Regions from separate parts of the Homo sapiens genome. Here all the other regions are linked to region 1. The links are chromatin contacts, found by Hi-C or POLR2A ChIA-PET in ENCODE. All regions are on one chromosome and are shown on one strand. The core of a region is the stretch at or near the end of the contact, and the rest is flanking DNA. Distances in the headings are between cores, read along the strand shown. Region 1 holds the start of DNAJC18 (DnaJ heat shock protein family (Hsp40) member C18). Region 2 holds the start of SIL1 (SIL1 nucleotide exchange factor). Region 3 overlaps CXXC5 (CXXC finger protein 5). Region 4 holds the start of CXXC5 (CXXC finger protein 5).

The links. Hi-C counts contacts between places; a loop is a spot of excess contacts on that map. ChIA-PET counts read pairs that join two places held with the same protein, here RNA polymerase II (POLR2A). Pooled maps may share reads with other maps.
Region 2: a loop to region 1 is called in a map of naive thymus-derived CD4-positive, alpha-beta T cell, with 32 times the contacts of the local background. The contact joins the promoter of SIL1 here to the promoter of DNAJC18 in region 1. A Hi-C loop is called at or near these places in 1 of 168 maps with a recorded cell type or tissue (naive thymus-derived CD4-positive, alpha-beta T cell) and 8 of 50 pooled maps. POLR2A ChIA-PET finds 5 or more read pairs at or near these places in 2 of 52 experiments (GM10248 and HEK293).
Region 3: a loop to region 1 is called in a pooled map, with 2.4 times the contacts of the local background. The contact joins the enhancer-like site here to the promoter of DNAJC18 in region 1. A Hi-C loop is called at or near these places in 2 of 37 single-sample maps with no recorded cell type and 7 of 50 pooled maps. POLR2A ChIA-PET finds 5 or more read pairs at or near these places in 6 of 52 experiments (Caco-2, GM10248, OCI-LY7 and 3 more).
Region 4: a loop to region 1 is called in a pooled map, with 2.6 times the contacts of the local background. The contact joins the promoter of CXXC5 here to the promoter of DNAJC18 in region 1. A Hi-C loop is called at or near these places in 18 of 168 maps with a recorded cell type or tissue (A673, CD4-positive, alpha-beta memory T cell, GM12878 and 13 more), 23 of 37 single-sample maps with no recorded cell type and 31 of 50 pooled maps. POLR2A ChIA-PET finds 5 or more read pairs at or near these places in 9 of 52 experiments (B cell, PC-9, Panc1 and 5 more).

Annotation. Positions count from the first base shown.
Region 1 is chr5:139,438,236-139,440,801 of GRCh38, forward strand. DNAJC18 (DnaJ heat shock protein family (Hsp40) member C18) reads right to left here and starts at 1,290. Exons shown (of 8, transcript NM_152686.4): 1 at 1,171-1,290. The coding sequence starts at 1,210. RefSeq lists a silencer at 848-957 and an enhancer at 1,161-1,660.
Region 2 is chr5:139,197,070-139,199,635 of GRCh38, forward strand. It overlaps SIL1 (SIL1 nucleotide exchange factor), which reads right to left and starts at 1,299. Exons shown (of 10, transcript NM_022464.5): 1 at 1,200-1,299. RefSeq lists a silencer at 975-1,504.
Region 3 is chr5:139,663,217-139,665,782 of GRCh38, forward strand. The region is part of intron 1 of CXXC5 (CXXC finger protein 5); the gene reads left to right. Among named protein-coding and RNA genes, the nearest start is that of CXXC5-AS1, 15 kb to the left of the region's middle. Within about 2 kb of position 1,300, at least 19 of the 41 ENCODE cell types and tissues checked have a DNase peak (open chromatin) inside an H3K27ac peak, as active enhancers do; they include OCI-LY7, where a contact is called at or near this core.
Region 4 is chr5:139,647,057-139,649,622 of GRCh38, forward strand. CXXC5 (CXXC finger protein 5) reads left to right here and starts at 1,293. Exons shown (of 3, transcript NM_016463.9): 1 at 1,293-1,789. It overlaps CXXC5-AS1 (CXXC5 antisense RNA 1), which reads right to left. Exons shown (of 2, transcript NR_149086.1): 1 at 2,279-2,566; 2 at 1,943-2,125. RefSeq lists silencers at 1,221-2,350, 2,551-2,566.

The sequences.
Region 1 (2,566 bases), core at 40-2,539:
AACCCGGGAGGCGGAGGTTGCAGTGAGCCGAGATCGCGCTACTGCACTCCAGCCTGGGTGATAGAGCGAGACTCCGTCTCAAAAAAAAAAAAAAGAACATTATGAGATTTTTTTTTGCAATTTTTTTAAAGTTCATTAGCTGTCATCAGTTAGTTATTTAGTCGTCAGTTAGTGTATTTTATGTGTGGCCCAAGACAATTCTTCTTCCAATGTGGTCCAGGGAAGCCAAAAGATTGGATACCCCTGGTTTAAAGGGAGAAGATTCAATAACAACACCTGCAGAATGTAAAGAGGGTCATAAGCAATACAGTCAAAAGGGGCAGAGCACTCATGTCTTCTCTGGAGGACCTGAGAAAGGCTTTAACAACATCTTTCTTCCGCTTAACATCCCTCAGCTACCTCCACCCACTGCTCCTGGACAGTCTTCCTCTAAGTCGGCCTGGCTAACTCCGACGCATCCTTCTTGTCACCATTTGTAACACTTTCTGCAAGAAACCTCCCTTGACAGCCAGTCTGCGTTAGGTACCTTGTAAGTGTGCTCTCCAAATCCCTGACCTTGCTGTGTAGCCCAGGCGTTTTGTATTATTCGCCCGTTTTGTAATTGGCTGTTCAGTCGTCAAACTCTCTCAGTGGGCTGCGAGTTTTGTGAGCTAAGGGACCCATGTCAGTCAAATCCCCACTGCAGAATCAGCATTAGGCGGGGCACACAATAGGTATTGGATCAATATTTTTTGCCTGACTGTAGGGTGGAAAAGGCTGGTCCTGATGCCGGCTGGAGCGACATGATCAAACAGGGACTGAAGGTCAGGTGGCCCAGTTAGGCGAAAGATAAGGGCCAGGTTAGCAAGCTGCGGAGAGACCGCAGCACCCCACGGGCCCTCCAGTCACCTTGGCATGGGCGGGGCCTGACAGCTGCGGGCCCTGGGCGGGGCACGGGCGGGGGCGGGGCTGGGGGCCGGAGGCAACAAGTCGTCACCGGTGACTCTGGGCTCGCGGTCGGTCCCCAGCTTCCCTACCCCATCCGCAACCCTACTCAGGCTCAGCATCTTTTCACAGGCCTCTATCCATCACCTCAGACCCAGGATCTCAGCCCTTGTGCGTCTTCAGGATCCTCATCCCTGATCTCTCCCGAAGGCCGCCCTATCCCTCCTTCAGGCGGGGACCTAGTACCTTCCGTCCAGCGCTCCCCGCTGCCCAGAGTCGCCGCCATATCGGTTCCCAATCAGCAGGTCCGCCGAGCCTCCCCCGTGCCCGAGGCTGAAAGAGAAGGGGGCGCGGAGCGCGGGGCACGCTGGTCATTGTAGTCCAGTCCATATGAGCTCCCGGGGCACTGGACTACAACTCCCGGCAGGCTCTGCGCCAGAGGCCGTGGGAGACGCAGAGAAGTGCTCGACCTTCGTCAGGAGATCTGTGGAAGAGTGCTGCTGCCAGCTGCCAGCTGCCTGCAGCACGGCTCTTGGCTTTTCCTCATTTGTAGAGTTGGGATAGTGGCTTCGGCCCTGCCTAACCCTAGGGACATCCAAGGAGGGGCGACTGAAGTCCTGCCTGGAAAGGGCTTCGCAAACTATAGGCTAGAGGGTGACAGTATGACTATTATGCTCCTCAGGGATGTCTTTTTGAAGCATACGCTAATGCCTGTTCTGTGCAGTCAGTGGTAGGCCCTGGAGATTCAGAGATGGGTTTTGGGGATGCGGAACCCAGCCTTTGGAAGCTTGAGTCAGGAAAATAGAAAAGTGATGTAGATTTATGGGGTTGGAGGGCAATCTCAGTATGTCCCTACTGCCCCAGCTCCTCAGGCACTGGACATCAGAGGGTATCGGGGTGGAGAAAGAAGACATGGAAAGGTATTGGGGCCGGCATGAAGAGCCTCCATCTTTGCTGTTCCTGTCCTTCCTCCAACCCATCCTACTCCAACACCCCTCTGACACTTTTCTCCTCTCTTCCAGTCTAGTTATCTCTTTAGCCCATTCGTTTCTTTTCTGAAGGACCAGACATTGAGATTAGTAAAAAGGAAATGAGGAAATAAATATTCTTGCTGTTCCTCATCCAGGTATGGATGGAACCTAGCAAAGAATAAAAGCAACACTTTCTTCATAGGTGGATGGCTACAGTTCATCCCCAAACAAAAAATTACCCAGAATTAACTGAGGTCTTACCCAAGAAGACCAAATCAATCATGATATCAACTAGCACCTACTTAGGCAGTTGGGGAGAGATGTATATTCCTGGACATAAACTTGGAAGGGTAAAAGCACCAAAGGGCATGCAGTTCCAGCCCTTGCCTACAGTCATGGCCCTGGCATCACTGACATTATGCCCACTTAAGAACTCAGAGAACGGCCGGGCGCGGTGGCTTATGCCTGTAATCCCAACACTTTGGGAGGCCGCGGCAGGCGGATCGCGAGGTCAGGAGATCGAGACCATTCTGACCAACATGGTGAAACCCCGTCTCTACCAAAAATACAAAAATTAGCTGGGCATGGTGGCGTGTGCCTGTAGTCCCAGCTGCTCGGGAGGGAGGCTGAGGCAGGAGAATCGCTTGAACCCAGGGGGCGGAGGTTGTAGT
Region 2 (2,566 bases), core at 49-2,548, 240 kb before region 1:
ACCAGCCTGATCAACATGGAGAAACCCTGTCTCTATTAAAAATAGAAAATTAGCCGGGCACGATGGCGCATGCCTGTAATCCCTGCTAATCGGGAAGGTGAGGCAGGAGAATCGCTTGAACCTGGGAGGCGGAGGTTGCTGTGAGTCGAGATGGCACCATTGCACTCCAGCCTGAGAAACAAGAGCGAAACTCCGCCTCAAAAAAAAAAAAAAAAAAAAAAAACTGTTTATAAACACATCACTTTCTTCTCTTAGCAAATATGTAAGTTTCATTCTCCTCCTGTCTACTTAGTTTGGGTTAACTTAACCCCCGCCCCATCTCTCAGATCATGTTTTTATTTAGGTTTATTGAGGTGGGAAAGCCAACTGAACTTTAAACGAAGCCAGGCATTTAAGAATATTAGAAAACTGATCTTACATATATAGGTAGTCAAATATTTTTAAAAGACATCAAATGGCATTCTAATTCCTCCGGTGCAAAGAAAGCCCCAGCCTCACACGTGTTAGCATTTCCTGATTCCTGGCTTTTCCCACTCAGAGCCCCATTCCAGGGGCTCATATGTCAAGTCATTCTCTCCTGACTTCTGAAGCAGGGATTTTCAAAGCCAGGATTCCGGGACCACCTGAATGAGAACCCCCTGGGGTACAGCTGCCCACGCACCATCTTATCGGAAATCCCAGGGAATGGAGCCCAAGGCTTATGCACAAAGCCCCTAGACGATCCGAGAGATAACACTAACCAGTCTGTAACCTCTAAAGGCAAATTTTCCAGGACAAAGAAAAACAAGCAATAAGAGAGTGACAATAATTCCACATGGGAAGAGACACACGGGTCTCGGAGATCAACACCAAACCACCCCTTCTTCGGACAGATACGGAAACTTAGGCTGGGAGAATGAAACAGGCAAGGGCACTAAAAACAGGTGCGGAGCCAAAGCCAATCTCAAATTTCCACGGCCCCATCTCCTGCCAATAAAGAGGTGAATGGAGACATTCTGAGTGGGAAAGATAAGAAAGGTAGGCCTTCGGCAGGGAGCCCCGGGCCCACTTGGACGTCCCGCTTTGGAGACACTAGTGAGGATGTGTGGGTCCCCAGAACACTGCTGGGAAGGCGCCGAGGCCGCCGGCAGGAGGAGGCCCAGGAAGCGCCCTGAGCCCCCCGCCCAGCTCCAGGGCCGGGCGGCCCTCACCGCCCCTACCTTCGGCCTCCGGCAGCCGAGTGGCAGACACAACTCCCACAATTCCAGGCGGCCGCGGCGGCGACCAGCTCCCCCTGCGCAAACGCGGCGGCGACCGTCTGAGCCGGTGAGCTGGCAGCTGTCACGCCGCTCGCGGCCTCGCCCAATCGCGGGCCGCCAGACCAGCGCGCGGCGCCCCCCGCCCCGCACCGAGGTGGGAGCCCCGCCCCTAGCCCCGCCCTCTGCAGACTCTTGCACGAGCTGCCCCCGTGCCCCTCCCCTTGGGGGGAGGGAGGGCTGAAGAGATAGCTTCACGCCTGCTTTTGCTTCCAGGCTGGAACTGCGAAGTTTCCTGTCTGATTTTCCAACAATGTAATTTCTTTCTAGCGGAAGGACCCTCAGAAAGCAATCAGAGGGGTGCGGAGTAAAAATAAATCAAGTTCTTGTGACTCAGTTTGGGACAGAAGCCGAGAGTCTCCAGCAATAAAATTTCTCGCAAATTCATGCAAAATAGGACACCTTTAAGCCACTCACTTTATATACTTGTGTAGATTTTTTACAAGGACCAGTTATTTTAAAAATAGCATCAGGTGGCCGGGCGCGGTGGCTCACACCTGTAATCCCAGCACTTTGGGAGGCCCAGGCAGGCAGATCACTTGAGGCCAGGAGTTCAAGACCAGCCTGACCAACATGGTGAAACCCCCGTCTCTACTAAATATACAAAAATTAGCCAGGCGTGGTGGCGAGCGCCTGTAATCCCAGCTACTTGGGAGGCTGAGGCAGGAGAATCGCTTGAACCCACCAGGCAGAGGTTGCAGTGAGCTAAAATCGTGCCACTACACTCCAGCCTGGGTGACAGAGTGAAACTCTGTCTCAAAATCTAATAAAATAAAATAAAGGTCACTTGCGATTCTGATTTTTTTTTAAGACAGAATCTGTGTCCCCCAGGCTGGAGTGCAGTGGCAGGATCTTGGCTTATCACAGCCTTGACCTCCCAGGCTCAAGGGATCCTCCCCCTCAGCCTCCATCCAGTAGCTGGGACCACAGGCGCGTGCCACCGTTGCCAGGCTAATTTTTTTTTTTTTTTTTTTTTTACAGACAGGGTCTCGCTATGTTGCCCAGGCTGGTGTCAACGCAGTTGTAATTCTGCTGTACCAGTGAATATCATGCTTTCTGTACCAGGTGCTGCATATATATTTTATTTACTTATAACGTCCTCTGAGCAGAATGGTCATCCCCTTTTTATAAATGGAGAAGCTGACGCTCAAAGAGGCTAAAGGAGTTATACAAAGTCATACAGTCAGGAAGTGGTAGAACTGGGAGTTAAAGCTAGATTTAAGTGTCTCCAATGTCCTGTTCTCTTTCCACTATTCCACTTTTAGACCTTC
Region 3 (2,566 bases), core at 50-2,549, 220 kb after region 1:
GCAGAGAGAGCCGACTGTAGTTTCAAGGCTTTCTCTGTCTCCCACCCCCTATGCTCACACAGCAAGGCTATATGTTAGACTTGAGCAGGGACTTCCAGGTGGCAAATGGAGCCTTTGCAGGGTGGCGAGAGGCTTGGGATGTGCCTTTGTGGCAGGGCTGTCAGGGCTGTGGGAGATCTAAGAAGAGCCGACATGAGCTGGCAGGGCTGAGGGCGAGGGAGGTAGGAGGAAAGGCTGTCTAGAAGTGTAGGTAGGCCTTCTTCCTTTGGGCAGAAGAGGAGATGCAAGCCTGGCCAGTGGGGTGCTACCCTCGTTGTAACCTTCAGGCTTCTACCACATGTCCATCCCCCCATGGTCCTGCAGGCTAGACGGGGAATGCTTTGTATTTGGGGCTGGGGAAACTGAGGCATGAAGGATTGCCTCAGAGCTCAAAAGCAAATGGTGAGAGAACCAGGGCCATGACCTGGGTTACCCAACACGCCTGGCCTGACTTGTCCGTGACGTTCACACTTATGCTGGCAGATGTGGACAGTAAAAACAACAACATGGCTATCCTTAGTTGAGCACCTACTGCATGTGGACGCTACACTGACCCCTTCACATAGGTCCTCTCCAGGACCTGACGAGGTGGGGGCTGTCAGCGGCTGCATTTCACTGGCTAGGGGTTGGGCTCAGCGAGGGTCAGCAACCTGTCTGAGGTCACCTAGGCTGGAGGCTGCAGAGCTAGGAGAGGAATCCTGACTCCAAAGCCCCACTTGGACCCTGGCATGGCCTGAGCCTGTGTCTCTGAGATGAGGGGCTCCCCTCGCCCCATTACACACAAGATGTGTAGTGTTCCTAGTTGAGCCAGCCCCCTCCCCCATGCCCAGCTCCTTAACTCTCCTAGGTCCCTCTGCTATCTCAAGGCACTTTCCAGGTTTGAACCTAAGAGCATTGGAACTGCTAACCTAACCCCTTAACTCCAGGGAGGAGGGTGGATGGGTGGGTGGGGGATCCCCTGAGGAGCAGATGGATGCCCCTTGGGGTTTCTGGGTTCTTCCTGCAGACAGGTTCTGGGAAACTCCATGGTTAGGCCTGTGGAAGCTGCCTCGGGGCCTGGTCAGGGTTGCGCACCTCCTCCACCCCCTCCCCAGGGGCTCCATTTCCCTCTCCTGGGCACCCTGCAGGGAGGAGTTGAGCAAGTGCCCTTGAGCTGGCACTTCCTCTTTGGTATACAGGGACATAGCCACAATGACCCCCCATCCCGTGGTCCGTGTGTCACTTAGCACCAGGCGCTGCATGGCCCTGGGTCAGGGCTCACTAAAGGTCACTTCATCGGGTTGACTTTACTAGAGGCTAGTCCCAGCCTCAGATCATTTCCCCTTTCTGGTCTCAGTTTCTTCATCTGTGAAATGACTGTGCGAGTCTGCCCTGCGTGCTCTCTGAGGCAGGGGTAAGTTCATTCCCCGCAGACAGACACACTTAGGAGCTTTGTGACTGGTGTTCCAGTCCCCCAGGCCCAGAGCTCCTGTAGCCCTGACACCTGCACAGGGGTCCAGGGGAAGAAGTGTGGGCTCTAGAGTTGGGCCAGCCTTCTTTTCAGCCTCACCTCCACTGTCCACACTTGCTTGACCTTGACCCACACCAGTGCCCCACTCAGCTCTGAGCCTCAGTGTCCTCATCTGCAAAATGGGAGAATCATGATGCCTACCTCTGTGGGTTGCTGTGACCATCAAACAAGATGATGTGGACAGAGCACATGGCACAGAACTGATAGAGTGTGGTGACAGCGGAGCCCTTCCCCCCAGACTATCCTCCTGGTCACTGTACCCCAGCCTTGGTCTTGAGGATTCTGGGAAGGAGATGGTGCCAATCTGCTGGCTCAGCCAGCTTGGCCACTGACCTTCAGAGCACCCAGGCTGTCAAGGCCGCCAACTGCCTGCTGGGCGGGCAGGGGGGAGTGCCAGCCAGCTCCTCGCCTGACGCTGCCCGCTCCTGCTCCCACTCTCCTCTCCCTCTCTGCGCCTGTGTGTGAGCTAATTAATCTCAGCCCCTTTGGGAAATTAGAACGCCGCAGCCGCGGCCTCCTCAGCCTCGCGGTGCTTGTGCTGCTACTGGGCCATGCCAAGACCCGCTGTGGTTTAGGGGCACCGGGGTGGGGGATGGGGGCACCGGGATGAGCTGGGCCGGCCATGGGTCTCCCAGAGCCCCCACCTCCTTGCTGGAATGCTCTGGTCTCTCAGCCCCCTCCTTTCCCAGATAGCATCCATAAGGATGCCAGGCCAGTGCCCAACTGTGGTAAAACCTAACCCCCAGTGGCCTCTCTGACCTGGTCCCAGGGCTGTTATGGCCACCCCCTTACACCACATTCCATCTCATTGCAGGGTCCTCTTGCCTGCCCAGCTTGGGCTGATGGAGACAGATGTAATTATGGAATTTTGCTTGGGAAATTAATTTGAAAAAGTTAATTAATTGGTGGTTCCGGAGGTGGCGGGCTCCACGCCCGGCCAGTCTTGCTGACGTCAGTGCTGACCCACTGGAGACGTGCAGCTTCCGGGCAAGCTGGGCAGAGGGACCCCGGTGACCT
Region 4 (2,566 bases), core at 43-2,542, 210 kb after region 1:
CCATAAGCCCTCGCGCCAGCCTCGGAGACAGCCAGGCTGCGCAGAGCAGAGGAGAGGAAGCAGCGAGGTGGGAGACAGTTTCGCTTCTCCCACCGAGGCCGCGCCTGTGGCTGCAGGCGCCCGGATCGCCACAGTTAACTCCCTGTTATCTGGGCCCCAATCGATCTCAGGCTGTAACGTTTAACCCTAGGCTGACTTCCCCAACCGCCCTCCCCCTCTCCCTCCCCTGCTTGGGTCTGGGGACTGCGTTTTCTTCGCCTCGCAGAGGAAGGTCGGCCTTGCACAAATCCGCCCCCACGAATCCCAAAGAATTGGAGAAAACTTCCACTTTGGGATTATATGCAGTTGGGATTATATGAGCCCGGGGCTTGCACCATGGGTACGTGAGGTGAAGACATCTGCAGCAGCAGGATTAATTAGCCTAAGATGGGCATATGGAGGCCACTGATGGAGTGAAAGCGGGATATGCGGGCCCAACTCTGTCCCCACTGGGCGCCTACTCTGGCAAGGCTGAGTTTTCCTTCTGTCTTTCAATCAGTACCTATTGAGCGCTGCTGTTCCAAGCATTGTTTCGGGTTTTGAGTGCGTAGGCCATGGTCTCAGGGCACCAAATGTACGTAGTCGTTTTAGCCCCGGGACTCAAGAGTTGAGGCTGATGCCTGCCTGAGAGATAAAATATCCTTTCTCGGATCAGTTTCCTCACCTGAGAAATGGGAACGGGAATCTCCGCCCCTTTTCTCCCGGGGCCCTAGTGCCCACTGAATCCATTAAGGAGCTCTTGGAAGGGTGGGGTCTTGGAACACGCGTCTACCTCCCAGGACCCTCGACTAGGAATCTCTGGCCCGCCGCGCACCTGAGCTGGGGGGCGCGGCCAAATTCTCCCTCCCGGTCCTCGAAGCTTCTGGCCCCGCTCTAGAGGGGGCAGAAAGATAGCAGATTTCCCCGGAGGTGCGTCTCTAAACCCAGACCGCCTCACCAAAGCGGGGAGGTCGTCCTTTTTTTTTTTTTTTTGTAAAGTTGCGGGAAATAGGCGAAGACGGGGCGCGCAAGGGAGCTGAGCCTGGGTGGACCGCGTCAGGGCGCGGGGAGCTCGAGGCGCAGCGGCTGCAGCTCCGGCCTCAGAGCCCGCGGCGTCCAAGTGGCCCGAGCTGCGCTGGGAGGGAGGCGGCGGGAGGAGGGAGGGGAGCCGAGGTGGAGGGGGTTGGGGGGAGGAGGGAGCGGCGAGTCCGGTCCGGGTTTTGCCGGCAGCCCCCGGGCAGCGTTCATAGCTCCTGCCCGGGCGGGCGCGCGGCGGCGGCGGCAGAGGCGGCTGAGCCTGAGCGGGGATGTAGAGGCGGCGGCAGCAGAGGCGGCACTGGCGGCAAGAGCAGACGCCCGAGCCGAGCGAGAAGAGCGGCAGAGCCTTATCCCCTGAAGCCGGGCCCCGCGTCCCAGCCCTGCCCAGCCCGCGCCCAGCCATGCGCGCCGCCTGCTGAGTCCGGGCGCCGCACGCTGAGCCCTCCGCCCGCGAGCCGCGCTCAGCTCGGGGGTGATTAGTTGCTTTTTGTTGTTTTTTAATTTGGGCCGCGGGGAGGGGGAGGAGGGGCAGGTGCTGCAGGCTCCCCCCCCTCCCCGCCTCGGGCCAGCCGCGGCGGCGCGACTCGGGCTCCGGACCCGGGCACTGCTGGCGGCTGGAGCGGAGCGCACCGCGGCGGTGGTGCCCAGAGCGGAGCGCAGCTCCCTGCCCCGCCCCTCCCCCTCGGCCTCGCGGCGACGGCGGCGGTGGCGGCTTGGACGACTCGGAGAGCCGGTAGGTGTCGGGCCACGGCCCTCCCTCGACCCCCCCCGGAGGCCGGCCCCCTCCCCTTCCCCGCCTACCTCCCTCTCCTCCCCCGGGGTTCGGTGCGCGGCCGGGGCCGGAGTTCGCTGCAAGTCGGCGGAAAGTTTGGCTGCGCGGGTTCCCCCGAAGTTCAGGTGCGGAGAGCCGGGGACGGGGAAGGAGGGGTCCGTATTTGGGAGGGGCGGGGGGCGCCCGCACCGTAAGCCGCGGAGCCCCGGAGCCTGGGAGACCTAGCGCCGGTGATCGCTTGGTGGCCGCTGCTATACCCAAGCCTCCCTAAGCCGCAGTATGCTCGGTCGCAGATCACTGAGTTCAGACAAAAAGAGGGGTTTTAGGGTCTGGGACGGCGGCTTGGGCGCCGTGGAGTGGGGCTGGGACGCTCCTTGCGGGGTGCCGCCCCCCTCCCCCCCACTACTCCAGTTCGCGGGCGCTGGGGCAGCGGGCGCCCGGGGTCCTCACCTCTTGGCGTTGGGCGGGCGCTCAGCCTGCGGGGGCGGCTGCTTGTAGATCTCTGGCGCGCACTCCCCCCATCAGACCCCGCTCGCAGCCCTGTGTTGAGGGGCGACGTTAACTGCTCTGGGCGCCCTCGACCACGCGTGGCTGAGCCTCCCCCACCACTTGGAAGAAGCGGCGGCTACTTCTGCATTTTTCCTCCGGCTCCTCGCCCCCGCTGCCCGCGGGGTGCCCGGCGGGCTGATGAAGTTTGACCTTTTTTTTCCATCAAAGTATCTCCCCCACCACCACGGT